Linked DNA regions of Homo sapiens: region 2 is linked to region 1. A link is a loop called in an ENCODE intact Hi-C map of the cell type or tissue named here. Cell type or tissue: dorsolateral prefrontal cortex. All regions are shown on one strand. Each heading gives the region's core, and the rest is flanking DNA. Links, peaks and the distances in the headings are about the cores only. Region 1 overlaps RAPGEF6 (Rap guanine nucleotide exchange factor 6). Region 2 holds the start of ACSL6-AS1 (ACSL6 antisense RNA 1).

Region 1 (12,136 bases), core at 2,195-10,194:
CATACTGATTTGTGTCTTTGCCTCTTAACTCCTGCCTCCCTGAAATATATAAAACCAAACTGTAGCCCAACCACCTTAGGGCCACTTACTCAAGGCTTCCTGAATTTGTCTTTTCCCCTGGCCATGGTTATTCATACTGGCTCAGAATAAATCTCTTTAAGATATTTTACAGAGTTTGGTTTTCCTGTTAACATCCATGAGAGAACACTGCATTAAGAAGAAATGAAATATTGATACACATAACACGGATAAACCTCAAAATAATTTTACTGAGTGCAAGAAGCTGAATGAGAAAAGAGTACATACTGTATGTTTCACCTTACACAAAAATTTTATAACATGTAAACTAATCTACATTGATGAAAAATGAGTAATGGCCTGGGACCAAGGAAGGGAGCAGGGAACTATGAGAGGGAAAGTTTACAAAGTGGCATGAGGAAACTTTTTCTAGTGATAGAGCTTATTATCTTTGTAATACTGGTGGTTTTACATGTGTTTATATATGCCAAAGCTTATCAAACTGTATACTATAAATCGTGCTGTTCAGTGTATGTCAGTTATACTTCAATAAAGTTTTAAAAATAAATAAAAATGCAAGTCAAATTAATGGGATAAAATGGTTAACAGACAGCTTGCATCCTGGATGTAGAAAGATTCTTATAGAATAATAATGAAACTGCCTCTGCAAAGTTATAACCATAAGAAAATTATGACAGTGAAAGAGATCTGATCTAACCAATACCCAGCTTTCCTTTAACCTCTAAACTGCCCTCAATCATTCCTTGGCCCCGGCCACCCTAACTTTAGGAAACATTTATAGTTTAAATGATAACTAAACTGCTTTTGTAAAGCTAATGAAAGAAAGACCACCAGATTACAAGGATGAGGAGCTGAATTCTGCTAAGCTGTAGACATAAATGATTACCAGTCATTATTCCAAAAGTCACAAGATTTGCAACTCCCTCAATTACTCCTGCAAGTAACAGTGCTATTGTAGAATTTGAGATTGGCCTATTGAGATGTCTTTTCAGGTTTTTAGCATTTCTGATGATTCATCAGTGGCCACCAGGACCCACAGACCTCCTGCTAACCAGTCCTGTGGCTTCACCCAGAATCCAGATTCCCTGGCCCACCAAACTATCCTTAAAAAATCCTAACCTCCAAATTTTGGGAGAGATGAATTTGAGTAATAACTCCATCTCCCACAGGGCGTGGCCAGCCTTGTGTCAATTAAACTCTTTATTACAATGCCATGGTCTCAGTGAATTGGTTTTGTCTGTACAGGTGGGCAGGAAGAATCCACTGGACAGTTACAGTAATAACAGGAGTTTAACAACAGGCACACAAAATTTAAGGGATACTTTATTAAAGAAAAAACAGAAAGCAATGGCCAATAAGCATAAGGGCATAAGGAAAAGTGTTCAACATCATTATTCATCAAAAACATGAAAATTAAAACTGGCACACACATATGTGGATATTTGATTTACATAAAAGGTGGCACTAAATGAGTGAGAAAAGGACATCTAGGTATCCCTATGGAAAACGACGCAACATTATACCATACCCAAAACTCAATTCCAGGTAGACTACAGATTTAACTGTGAAAGGAAAACAAGAAAAGTTCTAGAAAATAAGAAAAAAAAAAAACTATACATACATACATACATACATACATACATACATACATACATACATATATATCTCCATGGCCTTGTGAAAGCAAAGTATCTTGAGCCTCCCAAATCACTAAGCTAAAGGGAAAAGTCAAGCTGGAAACTGCTTAGGGCAAAGCTGCCTCCCATTCTATTCAAAGTCACCCCTCTGCTCACTGAGATAAATGCATACCTGATTGCCTCCTTTGGAGGGGCTAATCAGAAACTCAAAAAAAAACAAAAATGCAACCAGCTGGGCACAGTGGCTCACACCTGTAATCCCAGCATTTTGGGAGGCCGAGGTGGATGGATCACCTGAGGTCACGAGTTCGAGACTAGCCTGGCCAAGATGGTGAAACCCCGTCTCTACTAAAAATATAAAAATTAGCTGGGTGTGGTGGCGGGCACCTGTAATCCCAGCTACTGGGGAGGCTGAGGCAGGAGAATAGCTTGAACCCATGAGGTGGAGGGTGCAGTGAGCCAAGATCGCGCCATTGCACCCCAGCCTGGGCGGCAAGAGCGAAACTCCGTCCCCAAAAAACAAACAAAAAAAGCAACCATTTGTCTCTTATCTACCTATGACCTGGAAGCCCCCTCTCTGTTTCAAGTAGTCCTGCCTTTCCAGACTGAACCAATGCTGATCTTACATATGTTGATTGAGGTCTTATGTCTCCCTAAAACGTATAAAACAAAATTGTGCTCTGACCACCTTGAGCACATGTCATGAGGACCTCCTGAGGCTGTGTCACAGGCACACGTCCTCAGCCTTGGCAAAATAAACTTTCTAAATGAACTAAGACCTGTCTCAGATTTTTGGGGTTCACAACCTCAGAAACAGGAAAGACAAATTTTTCTACATTAGAATTAAGAGCTCATGTTCATCCAAAGACGTTACTAACAGAATGAATACGACAATGAATAAGACAGAGTGGGGAAAAGTATTTCCAACAAAAATAACCAAGCAAGGTTTCTTATTCAGAATATATAAAAAATTTCTACATCTCAAAAACAAAAAGACAACTTATTAGGAAAATGAGGAACAGACCTGAGAAGTCACTTTACAAAAAAGGTCATTCTAGGCTGGGTATGGAGGCTCAAGCCTCTAATCCCAGCACTTTGGGAAGCCAAGGCAGGTGGATTACTTGAGGCCAGCAGTGGTGAAACCCTGTCTCTACTAAAAATACAAAATTTAGTTGGGCGTGGTGTCACGCACCTGTGGTCCCATCTACTTGGGAGGCTTAGGCAGGAGAATTGCTTGAACCTGGGAGGTGGAGGTTGCAGTGGGCCAAAATTGTGCCACTGCACTCCAGCCTGGGTGACAAAGTAAGACTCTATCTTAAAAAAAAAAAGTCATTCTAATGAAAATGTATTCATCGGCAGTCATTAAAATGCAAATCAAAACTATAAAATTGAAAAGAATGACTGAAATTAAGCAGCCAAAAACTTTAAAGTAAAAAGACTTGTATTACTAAGTGTTGGTTAGAATGTGGAACAATGGGAACTCTCACACACCACTGGTGGGTGTGTAAATTAGTGCATCAATTTGGAATGCAACTTGGAATTAACAAAGCTTAATGTAGGCACACCCTGTTGAGACAGTCAAGTGTAAAGGGGTTCCCAGAAAAATTCTAACTGGCCTGCACACTGGGAGAAGCACACACAGGGGTGGAGCCACAGAAGTCTGTGCCCTTTGCTGTGAGGAAGAGCCTGGCCCCTCCTCTTCCTGCATGGTACCTGGGATTCAATCTGCCAGGTGGGAAGCATACTAGCAGAAATTGGTTTTGCAGAGAATTCTTGTTTCCCCTTTTTCCTTTTTGCCCAATAGATTCCATTATTCTCATCCTTCAAAGTGTCTGTGAGCCTAGTATTTCATGGCTGTGTAACAAGACCCGGCTCTTAGCTGAACTAAAAGGAAGTCCTACAACACTGTGAGCCAACAATTCCTTGTTAAGTATATACAACAGAAATGTATCCACATGTGCATCTAATATACAAAAATGTTCACAGCTGCATTACTTATAATAACCCTCAACTAAGGTATACATATCCACAGGCCAAAACTCTTCAGAGATACAAGACTGATTAAAATTCAGGAAACTGGTGTTGAGGAAAAGTAAGAGAGTAGATTTAAGAAAAGGCATGGAAGCTGCTTCTAGGTAATGACAATGTTCAATTTCTTGATATGGGTAGTGATTAGACAAACATTCAATGTATAGTAACTCACTAACATGTAGATTTATGTTATCTGCACTTTTCCCCATATTATATTTCTCAATAAAAGAGCTAAAACTAGAGAGTTGTTGGAACTCAGAAAACAATACTCCAAAATATGGTGCTTTGGCACGGTGAGTTCTTTAAAGGATATTGAAACGACTCAAAGGCAAAGTCTCTGACCTTCTCTTGCCCCTCTTTCTCCCTCAAAGTGAGTAACAGAAACCTCTTTCCCAAGGTGAGTCATAGAAAGTAGAACTCCTCTTCCCCAAAGGAAGCCATAAAACCTAGAAATGTTACTCTCCTTTCTCCCTTGAAAACCCTCATTCCAGAGGGGTCCTGCCCCCTACCTGGAAGGAAGGAATGCTACATAGGCCAAGAAAAATCTGGAAAGGCCTTGCTGGGTTTGCTCCCTCAGTCTGTTTAGAGTAAAGATCTTAGGTCCACAAGGTATTTCCTTATGGACAAATCATGAGGGAGCAATGTAGCTTTTTTTTTTTTTTAAATTTTTGTAGCTATCTTATTTAGGAATAAAATGGGAGGCAGTTTTGCTGGATGCTGTTCCCAGCTTGACTTTTCTCTTTGACTTAGTGATTTGGGGGTCCTGAGATTTATTTTCCTCTCATAAACTCATTCACACTATTTTTGCTTCCCCTCCCAACAACTCTAAGCTCTGCTGGTTTGGAGGCTTAGTGTACAAAAGAGTATTGCTTCTACCAGTAAACACAACAATGGTTCCACTGAACTAGAGACTTCTACCTAGTCATTAAACCAACAGGCAGCAAAAGAGGTTAGTCTACTGGCCCACGTGACTGATTCCAATTAGCAGAGGAAAAATGGGTTACTGCACAAAATGTAGGCAAGAAAGACTACATCTGGAACTTAGGCCATTCTCTTATGCTCCTGTTAGTATTGCCATGCCCACTATTAAAGATTAATGGGGCCAGGTGCGGTGGCTCACACTGTAGGGTGGCTCACACTGTAATCCCAGCACTTTGGGAGGCCAACGCAGGTGGATCACTTGAGGTCAAGAGGTCGAGACCAGCCTGGCCAACATGGTGAAACCTCATCTCTACTAAGAATACAAAAATTAGCCAGGTGTGGTGGTGCACACCTACAGTCCTAGCTACTTGGGATGCTGAAGCAGAGGGATCACTTGAACCTGGGAGGCAGAGGTTGAGGTGAGCCGAGACTGAGCCACCGCACTCCAGCCTTGGCAACAGAGTGAGACTCCGTCTTAAAAAACAACAACAACAACAACAAAAACAATAAAGATTAATGGAAAACAGCCAGGCGAGGTGGCTCACACCTGTAATCCTAGCACTCTGGGAGGCCAAGGGAGGCAGATCACTTGAGGTCAAGAGTTTGAGACCAGCCTGGCCAACATGGTACCCTGTCTCCACAAAAAGTATAAAAATTAGCCGGGCATGGTGGTGCATGCCTGTAATCCCAGCTACTTGGGAGACTGAGACAGGAGAATTGCCAGAACCCGGGAGGCAGAGATTGCAGTGTACTGGGATCACATCACTGCATTCCAACCTGGGTGACAGAGTGAGACTCTGTCTTAAAAAAAAAAAGGTTAATGAAAAACTACAGCAACTAAGAAAAAGGCAGGATAGTTGAAGACACATCAAAATTAAAGTTTTGTTCCAATCACAAAGTAAAGGACACAGAACAGCTGAAGTTTTAGTTAAGGCAAGAAATACTGAATGGGTAGTGAAAGACAGAGATATGAACTATAGCCTTGTGTCCCATTATAGAAACAAAGACTGTAGTAAGTAGCTTTTTGCATTTTCTCTTTGCTTACTATATATATAGTATAAGATATTGAAGGTAAACTTTATAAGGTAGTCTTTAGTTAACAGAATATTCAGAGGCACTATGACAGATTACATACAAATATAGCTAGCAATGATTGTTGTTGTGTGTCTCCTTATTTGGGGGAGAGGGTAAGAACTCCATTTGTATAAAGGATAGTTTTGTCTTGTTACGTAGACACAGATTGTTGAATGGAATTTCAAGTGTGTTTAGAAGCATTCATAAGGAAGCTGAGCAGCCAGGGGAGTGGACTGTGACAGTTATTTACTGCCTCTCCAAACATACTGGCTCTCAGCTTCAAATCTACCCTTTATTGCCATACTTTGTGATAAGGATGAGAATTGTGTAAATGTTCTCCTTTGCTAGCTGAAAATGTTACAGTTTTGTCAGCAGAGGGTGCTAGAGTAACACTGCAGTAAGAAAGTCTTTCCTCTGCAATTGGAGGGCTTCTGTTTCCTGTCCCCAGCTTCAGGGGCCATCTGCATCCTGGTAAGGGGGGTCTCCTAAGTGCCACTCCTGGTCAGCAGTTCCCTTCCCCTTCCTGCCAGCCTTGACCAGACAACTGTGGACCAGCTCTGTCCCAGAGCAACCCAGTGAATGTCTCTGCTATTTATTGGGCTGCAACTAACATTCTTCAACCAAGTCTCAACTCTAGTCGTGAGGAAGGGGTCTGTCTCCCTTTCAAGTTTGTTTTGTCTTTGGGAACTCGCCCTCAGCTGTAGGGTATTCTGCTTTATCCTTCTTAGTAGCTAATCCCTTGAACTAGTTTAATTTTAAAATTAAACTTTACCTGCTCAGGCCAGGTACAGTGGCTCATGTCTGTAATCACAGCACTGTAATGCCCAAGGCGGGCAGATCACTTGAGGTCAGGAGCCTGAGACCAGTCTAGCCAACATGGTGAAACCCTGTCTTTACTAAAAATACAAAAATTAGCTGGGTGTGGTGGCACACACCTGTAATCCCAGCTATTCGGAAGGCTAAGGCAGAATTGCTTGAACCCAGAAGGCGCAGGTTGCAGTGAGCCAAGATCATGCCACTGCCCTCCAGCCTGGGCAACAGCGACTCTGTCTCAAATTTAAAAAATCATAATAATAAAAAAATCAAACTTCACTTGTTCCAATTACGGTATGGTTTCTGTATTCTGACTGAAGAAGCCAAAAATTACTTGATGCTTAATATATGCTAAGCATTATTCCAGGTAGTTTATTTGTTATAGTAACTCACAAATCCTAAAAATGAACCTACAATAGCCTATTATAAATCTTTCACACAAAAGATAAATTCCCTAATCAGTATTATTCTTTAGAATAAAGATTAAACTTCCATAATCATGTTTCCTGTGAAGTTTATGATTACATTAATGCATACCATGATTTTTCTAAAATCTCAAACATTCTGATTATTTACTTAAAAAGATAAACTTCATTGTCTTGATCACAAACTAGTAGTGAATTATTGCAGTTGATTAAGGGCTATTAAAAGTCCTCATAACAAAGATCTTGACCATTCAGAACAGCAGGAGTGTTCAACAGAAAAATACTAATAATCTTAAAATATAACCATAGGCAATATCAATCCAGCATATTCAGTTCTCAGGGACTAACAATACAAATTCATTAATGTGAGTTTCACAAATACAGGGAAAAGGAACAATGGCCAAAAAGCTCAAAAAAAGCCAAGAACTACTATATATTTATAAATACAGTCAACTATATGTGTTATTCAACTGGTCAATTAGCACATTTCATTTAACCAAAGGCCAATGATGTAAAGTTTCAGGAGTCAAGGCATGACTTCTAAAATGATATTTAAATTGAGATGTCCCATATCCTGATATTTATGTTAAATAGTTATGCCACTAAATTAACTACAATTGGAAGTCTTACTTTAAAAGCCTAGAAATTTCTTCTCAACATTTTGGGAAAAAAGTCACAAAAAATTACATTTTTATGTCACTAAAGCATACGTTGAGGCCCTAAAATCTTAATAATTACTAACAGAATTCCACAACTGACCTTCTTTCTACCACCCTTCTCTTTTACCTAATAGTTAAAATAATTAACAATTACTTCTAACAGCCAGGCACTGTTCTAAGAGCTTTATGTAGAGTAAGTCATTTATTTCTCAGAACTAGCTTATGCTATGAAAGAGGTTGTATTATTATGCTCATTTTACAAATGAGCAAAGTAAGGCACAAAGAAATTAAGTAATCTGCCCAAGAAACAGTAGAGCAGATATGAACTCATGAAGTCTGGCTCCAGAGTGTGAACCCTTATAGACTTCTGTTGAGAACATTTGTAGTAGTTTCCTAACACCTCATGACAATACTTAAGTAGGTACCATTATTATTCCCATTTGTCAGCCAAGAAAACTAAAATTTGTCCAAAGTCACATAACTAGTGATGGAATCAGAATTTTAATCTAGTTGATTTACTCCAAAAACCAATTTCTTAACTATTATATCACCTCTCTACACCCAATAACAGCAATGAATCAAAAACCAATTAGATAAATCAGATCAAATCGTACATAAAACTAATTTTTTTTTCTTTGGAGATGGAGTTTCGCTCTTGTTGCCCAGGCTGGAGTGTAATGGCGTGGTCTCAGCTCACGGCAACCTCCACCTCCCAGGTTCAAGCGAGTCTCCTGCCTCAGCCTTCTGAGTAGCTGGAATTACAGGTATGCGCCACCACACCTAGCTAATTTTGTATTTTAATAGAGACGGGGTTTCTCCACATTGGTCAGACTAGTCTCGAACTCCCGACCTCAGGTGATCCGCCCGCATCAGTCTCCCAAAGTGCTGGGATTACAGGTGTGAGCCACCGTGCCCAGCCCCATAAAACTAATTTTCAGACAGGAAGAAGATATCATGTCATGGTGTAAGCTTACAGATTATACCCTCAGAAATAACAAAAGATTAACTGATTCCTGCCAAGTATTTCCAATGGTGCCAACAAGCAAAGACATTTAAAAGATGTATCACTTACTGAAAGAAAATATACATCCTATACAAAATAGTTTAACATTAACTTTGCCTGCCATATAGCAAATGTAAACGTACCTGCAAGGAGGCAAGACCATGGAGCCTTTCACAAGCACAGATCCAGAAAGTAGGATATACCAACATCTGGCAATCGTTTCTGAACTGTTTAAATAAATAAGTAAATAAATGAGCAAAACAACACACATGTTCATATGTATATGAATTCAATAAGAAATATATTCTGATAATAGTACAAATAATTAAAAATGAAGTAACACTACCTGGAAATTTGGAATATTTTGCCTGTTGCCTAAGGTTTTATACAGACCACGTTTATGTGAAATAAAAGTATAATCACTATCTTAAGATACATACTATAAAACACCAATACTTAAAGTGAATAAAGTATTTTGGAAATACATTTTAGCAAAAAACAACAATCATTGTTTATACTGTTCCTTGAAATAAATTTCAGTTTAATTAAAGCTTTAAAGCTAAGAAAGCAATTAAGAAACATGTTTCCTAGAAAAAAAGAAAACAGAAGAATTGTATCACACTTGTAGAAGAAAATAACATTTAATTCTGAAGTATATTAGCACATACAAGTTAAAACTTGAATACAACAAAAAGATGAACAGAAAATAATTTTCAAATGTGATACAATTAAAGATAATACCTGTAATAGGTATCAGTACTCACAGAAATGCATTACTATTTCAAGTAGTAAATGAACAGAAGATTAAAACAGACAATTCTTAACAGCTACACAGAACACAGAGTCACTAGTAAACAGAAAATGCAAATGAAAACAACTCTAAAATACTAACCAAATCCACATATAGTATCCATTTTACAGGGGCTGTGATAAAAATTTATTCACTGCTTACTAATACTACAAATCAAAATCACCAAAACCCTTTTTCCAAATCAATATAGGAATCTTCAGCACAAGCCACAAGGATGTCATAACCTTTAGCTCCACAATGTTATCCCAAGGAATTTACCACAGAGAAATCATTCTTATTCTTCACAACAAAGTTTCAGATGAAGTTTTTCTCACTGCCTATGTTTTCTAATTTTGCTATAATTATATGTGCAATAATAGAAATACAAATTATTAGTAATAGTGGGGCACTGCTACAAAGATACCTGAAAATGTAGAAGTGACTTTGGAACTGGGTAACGGGCAGAGGCTGGAATGGTTTGGAGGACTCAGAAAAAGACAGAAAAGATGTGGAAAAGTTTGGAACTTCCTAGAGACTTGTTGAATGCTTTTGACCAAAATACTGATAAGTGATATAAACAATGAAGTCCAGGCTGAGGTGATCTCAGATGGAGATGAGGAACTTACTGGAAACTGGAGTAAAGGTCACTCTTGCTATGCTTTAGCAATTAGACTGGTGGCATTTTGCCCCTGCCCTACAGATCTATGGAACTTAGAACTTGAGACATGATTTAGGGTATCTGGGAGAAGAAATTTCTAAGCAGCAAAGCATTCAAGAGGTGATCTGATTGTTTCTAAAAGTGTACGTTCATATGCATGAACAAAGAGATTATCTGAAACTGGAACTTATATTTTAAAGGGAAGCAGAGCATAAAAGTTTAGAAAATTTGCAGCCTGATAATGTGGTAGAAAAGAAAACCCCATTCTCTGGGGAGAAATTCAAGCCCGCTGCAGAAATGTGCACAAAAGGAGCCAAATGTTAATAGCCAACACAATGGGGAAAATGTTTCCAGGGCATTTCAGAGTCTTTCAAGGCAGCCTCTCCTATCACAGGCCCAGAGGCCAACCAAAAATGATTCATGGGCTGGGCCCAGGACCCTGCTACTCTGTGTAGCCTCAGGACATGGTACCCTGCATCCCAGCTGCTCCAGCTCCATCTGGGGGCAGATTTACCGCATGCTGTTCTCATGATAGTGAGCTCTCACAAGATTTGCTAGTTTAAAACTGTGTGGCCAAAAGGGGCCAACAGTATAGCTCAAGCCATTGAATCAGAGGCTGCAAGCCTCAAGCCTTGGCGGCTTCCACATGGTGTTGGGCCTGCGGGTACGCAGAGGTCAAAAGTTGAGGTTTGGGAATCTCTGCCCAGATTTCAGAGGATGTATGGAAATGCCTGGATGTCCAGGAAGAAGTGTGCTGTAGAGGCAGAGCCCTCATGGAGAACCTCCACTAGGGCAGTGCAGAGGGAAAATGTGGGGTTGGAGCCCCCACACAGAGTCCCCACTGGGGCACTATCTAGTGGAGCTGCGAAAAGGGGGCCATTGTCCTTCAGACCCCAGAATGGTAGAACCACAGTTTGCACTAGGAGCCTAGAAAAGCCACAGGCACTCAACGCCAGCCCATGAAGGTAGCCACAGGGGCTGTACCCTGCAGAGCCACAGGGGCAGAGCTGCTCAAGGCCTTGGGAGCCCACCACTTGCCTCAGGGTGCCCTGGATGTGAGACATGGAGTCAACGGAGGTTATTTGGAAGCTTTAAGATTTAATGACTGCCCTGCTGGGTTTCGGACTAGCATGGGACCTGTAGCCCCTTTATTTTGGCCAATTTCTACCATTTGGAACAGGAGCATTTACCCCATGCCTGTATCTCCATTGTATTTTGGAAGTAACTTGTTTTTGATTTTACAGGCTCATAGGTGGAAGGGACTTCCCATGTCTCAGATGAGACTTTGGACTTGGACTTTTAAGTTAATGCTGGATTGAGTTAAGACTTTGGGGGACTGCTGGGAAGGCATGATTGGTTTTCAAATGTGAGAAGGACATGAGATTTGGGAGGGGCCAGTGGTGGAATAATATGGTTTGGCTCTATGTCCCCACTCAAATCTCATGTTGAATTGTAATCCTCATGTGTCAGGGGAGGGACCTGGTGGGAGGCGACTGGATCATGGGGACAGATTTTCCCCCATGCTGTTCTCATGACAGTGAGTTCCACAAGATCTGATGGTTTAAGTGTGGCATTTCCCCCCATCGCATTCTCTCTCTGTCTCCTGCTCACCGTGGTAAGGAGTGCTTGTTTCCCCTTCACCTTCTGCTGTGATTGTAAGTTTCCTAAGACCTCCCACTCATGCTTCCTGTGAAGCCTGTGGAACTGTGAGTAAATTAAACCTCTTTTCTTCACAAATTACCCAGTCTCAGGTAGTTCTTTATGACAGCGTGAGAATGGAGTAATACAGAGACCAAAGTTAATTTGCTATCAGCTTAAAATAGTGCATTATAACAAGAGTCTTTATGCTAGCTCTATAGTAAACATAAAGTAAGTACAGCAGATACACAAAGGAGAAAGAGAAAGGAAACAAAGTATAGCACCACAGTGAGCCACAAAACCACAGAGATGAACAAGAGAGAAAGAAGGCTACAGAAAAAAAAATCTATAAAACAACCAGAAAACCATTAACACAAAGGCAGGAATAAATCCTTACCTATAAATAACAGCCTTGAATGTAACTGGGTAAGCTCCTCCAATTAATAGA
Region 2 (12,136 bases), core at 2,542-10,541, 410 kb after region 1:
GTCTCGTTCTTTCAGGCTTATCGACCTTCTCAGTCAGAACTGCTTGCGTTTACACTGAGGTTCCCTTCAGACCTGGGAGCCACTGCAAGGCAGAGCTGTGAGTCCAGGTCCCCTGAGGACATGGGCCTCAGAGCCAGCCCAAGCCACCAAGCCTTTGACATGGGGAGGGCAGAGCCTAGGCCTTGGAGTCTGGTCTCATCTCATTATTTCACAGGGCCTTGGCCTCCTCTGACCTCCACACCTCTCTTTTGACCTGGGGTAGGGCTTGGTGGTCTCTAGGGTCCCAGCCATACTGCCTCCTTCCATACCCCAAGAGACTCTCTTGGCTGCAGCAGAGATGTGCATTGTGTGTGTGTCGGGGGCAAGAGGAGTGTGGACAGCACTCAAGGGAATCAGTGGTGCTGGTGTTGCCAGGTGAGTGACTGTGTTTGTAAATATTCACCTGGCAGGAGGACTCAGGCATGAACAAGCCACCTAACATGAACTAGCCACCTCCTCCTCTCTTCCTGGAATATCCGACATCTTTTTCTCCAGCACAGACCAGTTCAGAATACCAAGTGGTAGCTAAGGCTAAGGAAACTGGAACTTCCTCCCACCTCAGCATGGCCTCTGCTGATTTAGGGCAATCCAGCATGGGAGAGAACAGGAAGAAAGGGGCCCTGGTGGGAAATATGTTGGCTCCAATGTGGTGGGGTGGCAGAAGCAAAGCCCCAGAGCACAGTCACTGTGGAACTGGCCCTGGGGACCCTGACATGGCTCCAAGAACTCTCTGCTGGTCCAGCCTCCTAACCTCAATACTCTAGGCTTCATTGTCTAGCTGGATACCCGACCACTCCTCTCTACCCCAACGGCCCCAGGCCTGACAGCCACCACCAACCACAGCCCAGACTCCCATACCACCCTCTCCATAGGTCTCCTTGCTCTAACAGGTGCTTGCCCTGTTACCAAAGTTATTTCCTGATATGTAGATAGGATCATGTCATGCCACTGCTCAGAAACCTTATCTGGCTTCCTATTGCCTTAGGACCAGAGTCCAAACTAATGCTCACACTGAGGCTCTCCATGATCCTCGGATTCTTCCCTCCCCTTTGAATCACTCCAGCTTCCTCTGTATCAGCCTCTCTAATAGGGGTTCATATGATGGAGTTCTGGGCCTCTGCAAACTTCTGAGGTCTTCAAAACGGGTGGGGAAGCTCAAGCCCAGCCACCAAATCATCAAAGAATCTCCTCAACTCCAAGTGAAGAGCTCTGAAAAGAAAACTACAACCTCTCCCAGGGCCCAGGGACCCTAGCAAACGAGCTTGGGAGAGGACCCAAAGTGGGTATTCTGGGTATTCCGGTGCTGAACTGACCTGGGTCCAAATCATGACTCAGTCTCTTGATAGCTGTGTGGCCTTGGGCAGGTCACTTTGCCCCTCTGGGCCTCATCTCAAACAAGCTCATGGACAGAGAGTGCAGTGCCAGGCATGTAGTAAGGGAAACACTTAGTAGATAGCAAGTAGCTGAAGCAGTTACTCCATCTCTTTGCAAGCCAAAGGGGCTCAAAGACAACTTGCACAAGTAGATGCATTCACACCCTACCTTTCCAGCAGGCTCCTGGCACTGAGGAGGCGGCTGAGCTCGTCCCACTAGAACCAGCCTCCCTTTATAGGGCCTGTGGGGCCCAGGGAAAGAAGTTACCACATCTTGATCAAAGCACAAAAGTGGCGAAGGCCCTGCCCCGAGTCTGCCCTCCTGGGGACAGTCGATGGCAACAGCCGCCTGCTCTGAGAAGCCGGGTGGTGGTAGAGCCGTTAGCAGTGGTAGCACAGGCTCCCTGGTGGCTGTGGGAGCAGGTCTGGCAGGGAACAGGGCACACAGCAGTTCTGTAAGGAGTTGCTGGCCCCTCAAGGCCCCCGCCAGCCCCACCTCCATCTGCATGCAGGGCGGTGCTGGCTCAGATCAGCTCAGAGCCAAGCAACCCAGCCTTAACCCTCACCCTGCCAGCGTGCCAGAGCCTCAGCTTACACCCCCCTGCTTTTCCCCTCACCCCACCCTGTTTGCAGTTCTGAAAGGGAGTTTGCCAAGTGGGTTTCTTAAGAACAAAGTCTCCTTACACATCCATTTGAGACAATGATTAGGGCCAGGCCTTTGCTGTGGGCTTGGGACTGCAGTGAGCATGAGTTTATGTGTGTAGGGGGTGGGGGGTGACAGGAAGTAGTGGGGAGTAGGGGATGGGGATGCTAGCTCTCTGGCACTGAGGGCGACTGTACCATCTACCCGGGAGATTCTGCCTCCAGCCTCTCCCAGGGGCTGCCTCTGCTCCCCACCCCCACAAGGTCACAGCCAATCTACTTGGGAAGAGGAAAGAAATGGCACAGTTCCAGATAAAACATCTGCTTAGGGATGCTCTGGGGAGTGAGGACACTCTGGACCAAGGATCAGAGCCAGCAGGTGGAAGATAGTGGCTGATCTCCACCACAAGACCCCAGGGCAGCACACCAGCCCTGCTCTCATGCCTGCACTAAGAGATACTGTTGCCTAGTTTGCATGGGAATGGTCACCCTGGAGCCAGAACCCACACCCTTGCCTATTAGGACCGAAGCTGAGCTCTGAAGTCCTGCAGCACCTCTGCCAGACTGAGAGACTGAGGTCCCAGGGGCTCTCGGGGGTCTCACTACTGCAAGATCTGTGAGGCTTAGGGGTGTGGGTGGCTACTTCCATAGCATTTTCACTACTATTTCCATGGCTAACATGTGGCTGAGCACACAAGTATGATCACTGCGTATTTTGAATTGGACACTCATTCTGATCATAAGGTAGACAGCTAGACTCATGGTGGCACCTGCTAATAAGTAAAAGACAAGTCTAGGCCACAGGAGCCAGCTTACTACCACCCCCAGGCCCTACCCACATCAGGTGCTTCTGGGCAATTACGAGTCTGCCTGCACTGGGCCACTGTCCACCCAAATTTAACCCTGCTCCCTTGCTGCAAGAATGTCCCAGGACAGGACCCAGTGCTCTGAGCTCCCTCTTGAAAGCTGTTTGCCCAATTGCCTGGCAAGTCTAGAGCCCACAGGCTTGCAACACCTTCCCTGGAGCAGATAACAGCTTCCACTACTCACCCTACCATCTGGGTGAGCCATGAGAAGAGCGTCCTGCCTCAGCGACCCTCATCTGGAACTTGGCCCTAGCTTCCCCCAACCCACCCCGATTAAAATGAACGAATATCTGAGCACCCCCGATCAGCCCACAAAGTCACTTCACCTTTCTTCTAGGCAGGACCCTTACTTTTCTCCAAATATCTTCAGAGATGCTTTTAATATGAAAGCTTCCTTTAATGCTTCTCAAGGCAGCCTCTGGGGCAGGAAATCCAGTGGTCTGTGGGAAATCCCACAGAGTGCCAGAGGCATAGAGCTGAGGGAGTAGTTTCACCCCAAGCAGTGTGCAGCCCAGTTGCCAGGTTGAGAAATGCACAGCCTTCACCATCACACATGTACAACCCTGACCTGCAGAGGTGCAAACACAGCAGCGCACACTTGCCCAACACCTGCCCTCTCCACACAGGGATTCAAGCTTCTCTCTGCTGTGAGAGAAGGGTTTGCTCTCCATTTTCCTCTTGGGTTTTAATTAGATTCACAGAACCACATAAGACCAGGGCAGAAATGGAGCAAAGAGCCTCCCTGACTTGGGAATTGCCAGGTGGGACCCACTGTACATCCCCCATGAGATAGAGGCCCAGGATACGATACGGGGTTGCCAGGTTACATGGTGGCTCACCTGCCAAGCTTCCCCAAGGAGCCTGATCATAGCTCTGATGGTTCAATTAAGCCCCTTGAATGTAGAAAGGCCCAGCTAAGGCTGGCTGTGACTGAGTACTTTACAGAGCCACCTGTTGCAACTAGCCCAAGCTCACTGTGAGCATGCCTCCCTTTAGCAGCCTCCACTGCCCGCTGGCCTCCCCATCCTCATGACAGTACCTCTCAAAAATCTCACTCACCCTAAGCCCTGCTCAGGGAATGTGGGTCCACATTCCTGATGCTAGCACCAGGAAGCCAGGCACAAACAATGCTTTCAGGAACTTTAAAATATGAATAGCCTTGAGAACAGAGGAGCAAACAGATACACAGTGTCTTTCACACGCTCTGAGATAAACGTTGCCCTCACCATGAATTAGGCAGGACAAAGTTCTCAGAGCAAAGAGGGACAGCAGGGGCTAAAAAAACAGCAGTAGTCCCTTTGGAAATATTTACAGGGTATGATAACCAGGACTGATGGTGTGGACGAGTTCAGATCCTTCCACGCCAAGCCCTGGGACAGCAGGCAGGACCCTAGGAATACTGACCAGGGTCACCATCACCTCACAGGCACAGGGACACTCCCTGGCCAGGCCCTCCTGTGCAGGAAGCCAAATCCTGTGGCTGTAACACGATCCTTTGCCTTTCCGGCCATGTCCACGTTAGGACTGCTGGTGTCCCGGCCTCAGGAGCAATGATTCATTTCTGCCACTGGCTCAAACTTAGGACACACTGCAAACTAAGCTTGAACCAGTAAAGGGCATATGGGCTGCTCATGGCGAGGCCATGCACTCAGAGCTCAACTGCAGGTGGCTGGGGTACAAGCAGGATGGGATGCGACCTCCTCCAGCTAGAGGGAAGCTCCTTGAAGTAGGGAGGGTCCTGCCAATATATGGTTGGGGGTCACTGAGGTGGGGGGAGCAACAGAGGGATTTGCTTGCCTGCTTGTTCACTTAGGAGCCCTGCTGGTCTCCTGGGGACACGTGCTAGGGGAGAAATGCACAAAAGACAGAACCTGAGACATCCTTAGCCAGGGAGGGAGAACAAGGAGAGGATCCGAGCTGGGTGGGAAAGGGTAGAGAACAGGGCTATCGAAGAGGGACAGAAGTGGGTTGGTAAGTCACAGGAAGAGCCTGTAAGATGTTGGGGCCCCTGGCAGGAGCCCTCACACAGTGGCGGGAAGGAGGCAGAGGCCTGTCTGCACTGAGGACTGGGGCAGGAAGCTGAGGCTGGCAGGATGGCACTTAGCTATGGGAGAAAGGAAAAAGATGGTGATGGGTACTGTATATCTGCCTCATGCCTTCAGAGTCACAGCCCACAAGCTAATGGCACTCAGCCCTGGGGATGCAAAAGTGCCCCAGGCAAGCTGTGCTCCTACATCCTTGGCAAAGGGATTGCTGCTGCAGCCAGGATCCGGCATGGCTCCTTCACCTACCATTCCAGAGTCACTGAATTTTTTTGTAGACTAGAAAGTGAGCAAGACAAAAAGAGTTTTGCCCTTGGTTAAGGGCACATTTTCTGGCAAATTTGGTAAATAGCTGAATATTCTGGCATCCCCATAGTCTGACAAAATTCCTCTTCTGAATGCCTCAAGAAGAAACAAATCTGAATTTCCTCCAGTTTAGCAAAAGGCTGTGCTGGTCAACGGGAATCTGCCACCTCCTGAATCCCCCCTCTGGAGGTCAGGCGGCACAGCAGCTGCAGCCTTAAGCTGCTCTCCCTCCGGCAGCAAGCGGTCAAGTTCTGCTGTTGGCCTGTGAGAGCCTACAGTGTCCACAGAGTTAACATTAGACTGGAGCGGCCCAGCCCTCAGCGGGCAGGAGCACTGGGAACTCAGGCCTCCTTTTCAAGGCCAGGATGAATGGGAAATATGCAAATGGCCGCCTCCCAGGAGCGGCAGGGGAGGGCCTGCTGCTGGCAGGAGGGCATCACTCCACTTGGGTCTGTCACATGAAAGGGTTTGTATTCCTGCCGCTGGCCGGCTCCTGGCCAGGCTGGGGCTGTTCTCACCAGAAAACAAAAATGTCTTTCAGACCAAAGCAAAACGAGGCCCCAGCTGGCCCAGGCAGGCCATTGGGCGTTGTTCACACTGACCCACTATGAACACCAATCACTGGGGCTCTCACTTTGCACCCACTGGAAGGAACCCATCATCTTTGGAGACGGAACTGGAGGCCTCGGTGGCTGCTGAGGAAAGCACTACGTAAGTTCGGGGGGATGGAGGTGGGATCCAGAAAGAGGGTCAGCCCCCTCTGAGGCTCTGTTGGTTTTGTGCTTTTCGAAAACAGTAGTGGCGGAATCTGGAGTAGCACCCTTTTTTTGGATAAGGAAACTTCAGTTATTCTCACAGTGTTGATGGTAAACATGGAGAAAGAAATGGGAAGAAAAAAGTGCTGGTACACAAGAAGACCCTGCAGTGCACAGAGAGGACTTTCAATAATGGAGGGCACGTGTGTCCTCTGCCTGGTGCCCACACTCCTGCTGCCACAAGTGCCCTCGAGTGGGAGGTGGGGATAAGGGCAGCCCAGAGCCCCATGTGCGGGATCACTAGCTTCCAGGGCTGGGGCTCCTTCTTCAACCAAGGCTCCATGCCAAGGTCAGGCTTCTATCCTTTTTTTTTTTTTTTGGCTGACTTTCAGCAGCCAGAACACTGCTTCTCTGACACCCCATGGTCACCAGGAGCTGCCTATTAACCACAGCACAGACCTTGTGCCCTGTGGAGCATGGATGCCACTCAGACTCCCACTACCAGGAGAAATAGCACAGCAAGATCTCAAGCACACATGTGGCCGTTGAGCCTGAGAGGACATCTAGGACAAAACCACTTTGGAGTTGATTTTGAACCAACAGGTGGGTTGGTGGATGCTCCACAGATCTCCTGAAATCCAAGGGAGATATGTCTTGTCAGCCTCTGGGGCTAAAGGAAACTGGTATTCGTTTGGGCCACACAGTATCTTCATGAAGCCAAGGTGCCAGGCATGTCTCTGTGAGAGGTCATGGAACTGTCCAGGGAGCAGAAGCAGGAGACAGAGGAGACAGGACACTTCAGAATGACCTAGAAAAGTTGGTTCCACAGGTCATAGCCTTCCATATCTGGTCTGTGGCAAGGAGATCGGGGACACATGCACCCAAATCCCCTACCAGCCTACTGGATGGGGGAAGGCCCAACCTCCATTTCTCTCTAAACCCTCCCTGCCACCACAGACAGACCTAGGCTTAGGGGAGTTGGCCTACAGAATATGCATGAGTTGGCTGGGCATGGTGGCTCACACCTGTAATCCCAGCACTTTGGGAGGCTGAGATGGGTGGATCACCTAGATCACCTGAGGTCAGGAGTTTGAGAACAGCCTGGCCAATGTGGTGAAACCCCGTCTCTACCAAAAATACAAAAAAATTAGCCGGGTGTGGTGGCAGGCACCTGTAATCCCAGCTACATGGGAGGCTGAGGCAGGAGAATCACTTGAACCCAGGAGGCAGAGGTTGCAGTGAGCCAAGATCACGCCATTGCACTCCAGCCTGGGCAACAACAACAAAGCTCTGTCTCAAAAAAAAGAAAAAAGAAAAAAAAATGCGTGAGTTGAAGGTGTCCTCAGAGAATCACATCCAGCCCATCTGCTGGAAAGCACAGTCACGATGAACACTGAAGTTCTCCAGCCACTAAGCAGGGTCCTGGGGTCTATGTGGCTTCATGCAGCATCAGCTCTAGTGGCAGGGCAGAGTGGCCAGAGCTTCCCTTCCAAAGCAGAGGGGTCACTGCAGGCCTGGATGGGTCTCCACTGAGTCTACTTTCTCCATACTGACAATTGTCTTCCTCTCACTGGCCTAAAGGCCTTAAGGCCTTACTCCAGCCAACCTCCCTGTCCAATCTCACTGGCCGGCTCACATGCCACCTTGCTGATCTCTGTCCCAGCTCTAACTGTCCTTGCTGTGTAGCCTCTAGCTGCCCTTTCTATCCAATATCTAGTTGACCTCACTGTCTCTCCCAGTGACATTTCTGCCTGTTTATGAGGCAGGATCTGCAGTCAGTATCTAGAATGGTCTGCAGCAAAGCTAAGGCTGGGACAGGGGTGCGTGGGCAGGAGGAGTCCCACGGGGGAGTCTCAGCCCCTACAACAGTCCATGAGTTGGAGGGAAAAGCAGAGCTTTGTAGCAGAGCTGAGTCTTGATCAGTCCCTTGGAATCCACATCCTGCACTGGTGGGCCAGGCTGTGCTGAGAGTGAGGCGGGGTCCCAGGCACTGGTCAATAGGGTCTGTCCCAGAGCTGCCCAGTCAACCTGGGCCTACCTACTCACTCATTTCTCCAATAGCTATCAATTACTAAGTCTGTTCCTGGCCCTAACAGGTGCCAGCCCACATTTGCTTATACCAGGGGCTGAGCACTAAGATGCTGATTGTTCCCTCACTGGCCTGGCTTCCTGCTCTAAATTCCCAGGAGACAGTGATCTCGGAACACAAGCTTAAATGGGCAGATGGCAAATCAGAAGCCATTCCCAACTCCCCCAGACGCCCCTACTACATGCCTGGCTTAGGTGCAGGGAGAGGAAGGGTATCTCTGGGAAGAGCTGGCAAATAGGGTCAGGTGAGACTTCTTGGGATTTGAAATCCTTCTGGCTCTGAGAGTATTGGTTGGGTCTCAGAATAGATAGCTCGGCTTGGCTTGAAATTTCTGTTCCAATCCACTTCCCATCTTCCCATTTCTGCCTGTCCCAGGCCCCAAGATTCACATGAATTAGGAGCTACACAAAGGAAGTAGGCCCAGGAATAACCACACCTACCACGGATCTCCCGAGGCAGCCGAGCAAATGATGAGGAACCACCCCTGGGCATCCTGAAGGACAACCCCAAGGGCTCAAAGCAGCATCTCATCCACAGCACTCCCCTAACCCCACCAATCTGTGGACCCAGTGGATGGTTAGTGGGAACTCTGGCGAGGCCAACGCAAGGAATGGGAGCATCACACCAGACCATCCAGTGAGGTGAGGACCTTGACTGGGAATTCCTCTCATCTATGCTTGGCAGAGTGGCCCAAGCTCCCAATCTGTCAGGTGACTGGAACCTTGGAGCTCTAAGGAAGCAGCAGCCCTCAGAGAAGACTCTCTTCCACAAAACTGGTCACCCAGAAGCTGTGGGTTCACTAGTTGATTCATTCATTCATTCAACAAACACTTCTGGAGCACCTCCTTCTATTCCAGGCTGCACTGGTTCTCAGCACACAGGGTTCTCCAGTGAAGGGTAACCTGGCCCTGCCTGCAAGGAGTTTACACCTGCTTTTCCCTACTGCTTCTAACATATTGGCATCATCCCCCACCTGGGCACAGAGCCTAGCATCCTAGCAGGAGCACACTCAAAATCTGTTGTTTACTGATTGACTTGTGGTAAGGAAACAGCTTATAAAACACATTATTAAAATAAATTACGCTCAGGGAATTCTTTAGTTTATGCAATAAACTCTTATGTACCCTGTGTGCCCAACTCTGGGTTGGGGACATAGACATGAGACACCTGGCCCTGCCCTCAAGGAGACCATGGACTTGTGGAGGAGGCTTCTGGAGCACAGGAATAGTGTCACCTTGGTCATCCACATGCCCAGTTCTACCCACACCTCCTTGACATAACCGCTGCACAGAATAAAGCCAATGCTGTTTGGCCTGTTATCCTAGGCCTGCAGAGCCCACCTCTGGCAACCTCACTGGCCCAGCAGAATTGGTCCTTCAACTTCATTCAGTCCTATTGCCAATCTTCCCTCACACAGGTCCCTTGGCCTGGAATGCCTTTTCTTTTCCTACTCCCTTTCTGCATGTCAGAATCCTGGATCCCCTTTAAGGAAAGCCTAATACAAGTTATTATAATTTTAGCTAACATGGCTGGCTGATCATGCCTGGTGGTCCCTTCCTGGACTGAAAGTCTGAGAATGTGGCCTGACTCACAGCTCTTACAAGTTGCTTCACCACTGAACCTCGCTGAGTCTCAGGGCCTCACCTAGGCAATGGGGAGAACACAACACAGTGTTGTGGGAGGATGGAAGGAAAGTTTGGAGAATCATAGACAGGGTGCTTGACACATGGTAGGTGCTCAGTGAAACAACAGCCAAGTCAGCCTGTTTGCAATAGTTAATCCCATAAAAACACCCCTCCACACACACCTAGTACTTAATGAGTATTTGAGTGCCTACTATGTGCCCAGTGCTGGCTGGATACACAGTGTAGCTTCTGTTATACAAAAGCCTGTAACTTTTGCCCATTTTTATAAACAAGCCAGAGCCTCATGATCACTCACCCCATGTATGGGACAGTCCTGAGTCCCATCTGGGGCTGTAGCTGAGCCAAATTCAGCCTTCTGAAGGTCAACCCATGAATCCTTATAACCACAAGGGACAGAACAATAGCTGGAGAGCATAATGACTGGGTTCTGCTGCCCCCTGGTGTCAGTATGTTCTTACCATATAGGCTGGAGAGCTGTGAGAAGGTGCTGCGGGCAAAATCCTGCTCCATGCTGGTGCACCTTGTACAAATTCAGGCTTTCTTTGTGAGGCATGTCCCCAGCTGGCCACAGAGCCACCTGTTCTGCCTGGAGCTCTACCATCTGTCCCAATTCATAACTGCAATCTCCAAACCCCTGGGGTGGCCCTAGACCTCAAGTCAGTTCTCTGTCCTAATGGGAGCCCAGAGTGGGGTAAGGGGAGGATCTCACAGGCCTGAACTAAGCCAAAGTGTGCAAGTCTATGCTTGCCCTAGGCATCTATAGCCAGGAGCATGCCAAACCATTCTTTAGACGGGCAACTTTGTCTCGCCCCACCAGGGCCAGCCCCACTTCTCCTAAGGCAGAGGCCAGGGGTGGGGGCTTATCTCTTCTCCTTACTGGAGCCCAGCCATGACTCAAGCCATCCTTGGACCACATCTATTCTTATCCATAACATCATAACGACCTCCTACTACCCTCCTGGACTCCACTCTCTTCCTCTTGACTCAGCAGCTAAATGGAGGGATCCTCTACCATCCAAATAAAACCTTCTCCAGAATCCTCTCCCACAACCCACATTGCTCAGGCACAAGACCTTGAAGACTCATCCCCCATTGCAGTTCTTCCACAAACTCTGCTAGTCTGGCTTCCTCCACTTGGATCTTGGCCTCCCTATCTCTGACAAATTCCCCTGAATGCTGCAGAAGCCCACTCATATGTCACTGATGGTTGGGTATATGATTGAACAGATTAGACCCTGCGGCATGGGGCTGCCTTAGCCTAGAGGAAGGTGTGCCCTTTTAGAAAGTTATCCACCAAGAGTGAGACTTCTTCCTACTTTGCACAAAGGTGCTGTACAGGCAGGCAGAAGCTCTGATCCTCTGCTCCCATTGTCCTCTAGGTGTTTATGGCACTGAGGGCATGCTTCCCCAAGCCAGACCTAGCATCTGACTCATGCTGGACTTATTTTACTTGTCTCCTTGTTTAGTATTCAACACACAGGTGAGATCTGGGCTGGCCCAGGACTCATTGCTGGCCTCTCCAGCAGGCAACAGGACAGACACAGCCCAGAACAGATGGCTACCTCCCACAAACAACAGTCAGCTCCTCCTCCTGGTGCATTGCCACACCCCCATCCCCGACTTTATGTCATCTCTCCCTGAGGGCCCTTGAGGGAAACCCTTGCCTGGCCCTACCTTGTCTCCCTAGGGCCAGGTTAGGTGGCAAAAAGCACATAACTCTACTAAAGAGAGACATTGCCTCCTGTTACTGGCTGAGTGGAAGGGATCTGGCAGCTGCCGTGGGACCATGGGACCCTGGAGATGACAAGGCAGAGCATGTTCTCAGGTGTGCTCACAGAACTACAGCTCTTAACTCAGGAGTCTCTTCTGCCACCAGAGAAAGGCTGGGGGCCAGGTGGAGTCTCAAGGAGGGTGGATACATAACTTAAAATGCCCCAGCAATTGTCTGGGTTATTCTATCCAATAAGCACCATAGACCAGCCTCAGCCTCTTGCTTTTTGCATTGGGAAGCTCGGCCTCTGTGGAAGCAGCCACTACCTGCCCCAAGAATCGCTCCTGCTTGACGGTTCTGAGGCCCTGTATAGTCTCTCAGTGAGGCAGATTCCCCAGTTTCCCATTAGAGGAGGGAGCTGACCACTTTAGGAAATGCTCCACAAGGAAACAGGACTCCACTTTGAGTCAGTGCCAGCTAACCCTGCTCACAGACAAGGACCCCACAGGGTGAGGGACTTTTTCTCACAGGCTGCTGATGACCCCGGTCACAAGTGGTCTTGCAGCCCCTAGACACCTCCCTGCAGCCACAGAAGATCAAGTCTTCAGAGAGCTGACCTTGGACCCATGGTTGGGTGGGGCCTCCTGAGGGTAGGGCAAAGGGGTCC

Evidence for each region. Hi-C counts contacts between places; a loop is a spot of excess contacts. Peaks named below come from ENCODE experiments on the same cell type or tissue, not always from the same donor. Only the 100,000 strongest peaks of a DNase experiment are listed, where the experiment ranks them.
Region 2: a loop joins it to region 1, with 6 times the contacts of the local background. A loop is called at or near these places in 101 of 110 quality-filtered maps.

The regions. Positions count from the first base shown.
Region 1 is chr5:131,583,638-131,595,773 of GRCh38, forward strand. It overlaps RAPGEF6 (Rap guanine nucleotide exchange factor 6), which reads right to left. Exons shown (of 28, transcript NM_016340.6): 4 at 8,746-8,829. Among named protein-coding and RNA genes, the nearest start is that of RAPGEF6, 46 kb to the right of the region's middle. In dorsolateral prefrontal cortex, for the core only: CTCF peaks have their summits at 6,082 (motif pointing right) and 6,292; no DNase peak of the experiment used is centred there; H3K27ac peaks cover 3,537 bases.
Region 2 is chr5:131,997,833-132,009,968 of GRCh38, forward strand. The region is part of intron 1 of ACSL6 (acyl-CoA synthetase long chain family member 6); the gene reads right to left. It overlaps ACSL6-AS1 (ACSL6 antisense RNA 1), which reads left to right and starts at 5,741. Exons shown (of 2, transcript NR_183256.1): 1 at 5,741-5,979; 2 at 8,488-9,204. RefSeq lists an enhancer at 3,922-4,517 and a silencer at 10,138-10,257. In dorsolateral prefrontal cortex, for the core only: CTCF peaks have their summits at 5,610, 5,828, 10,182 (motif pointing left) and 10,381; DNase peaks (open chromatin) are centred at 5,128, 5,729, 6,280 and 10,189; H3K4me3 peaks cover 1,564 bases; H3K27ac peaks cover 8,000 bases.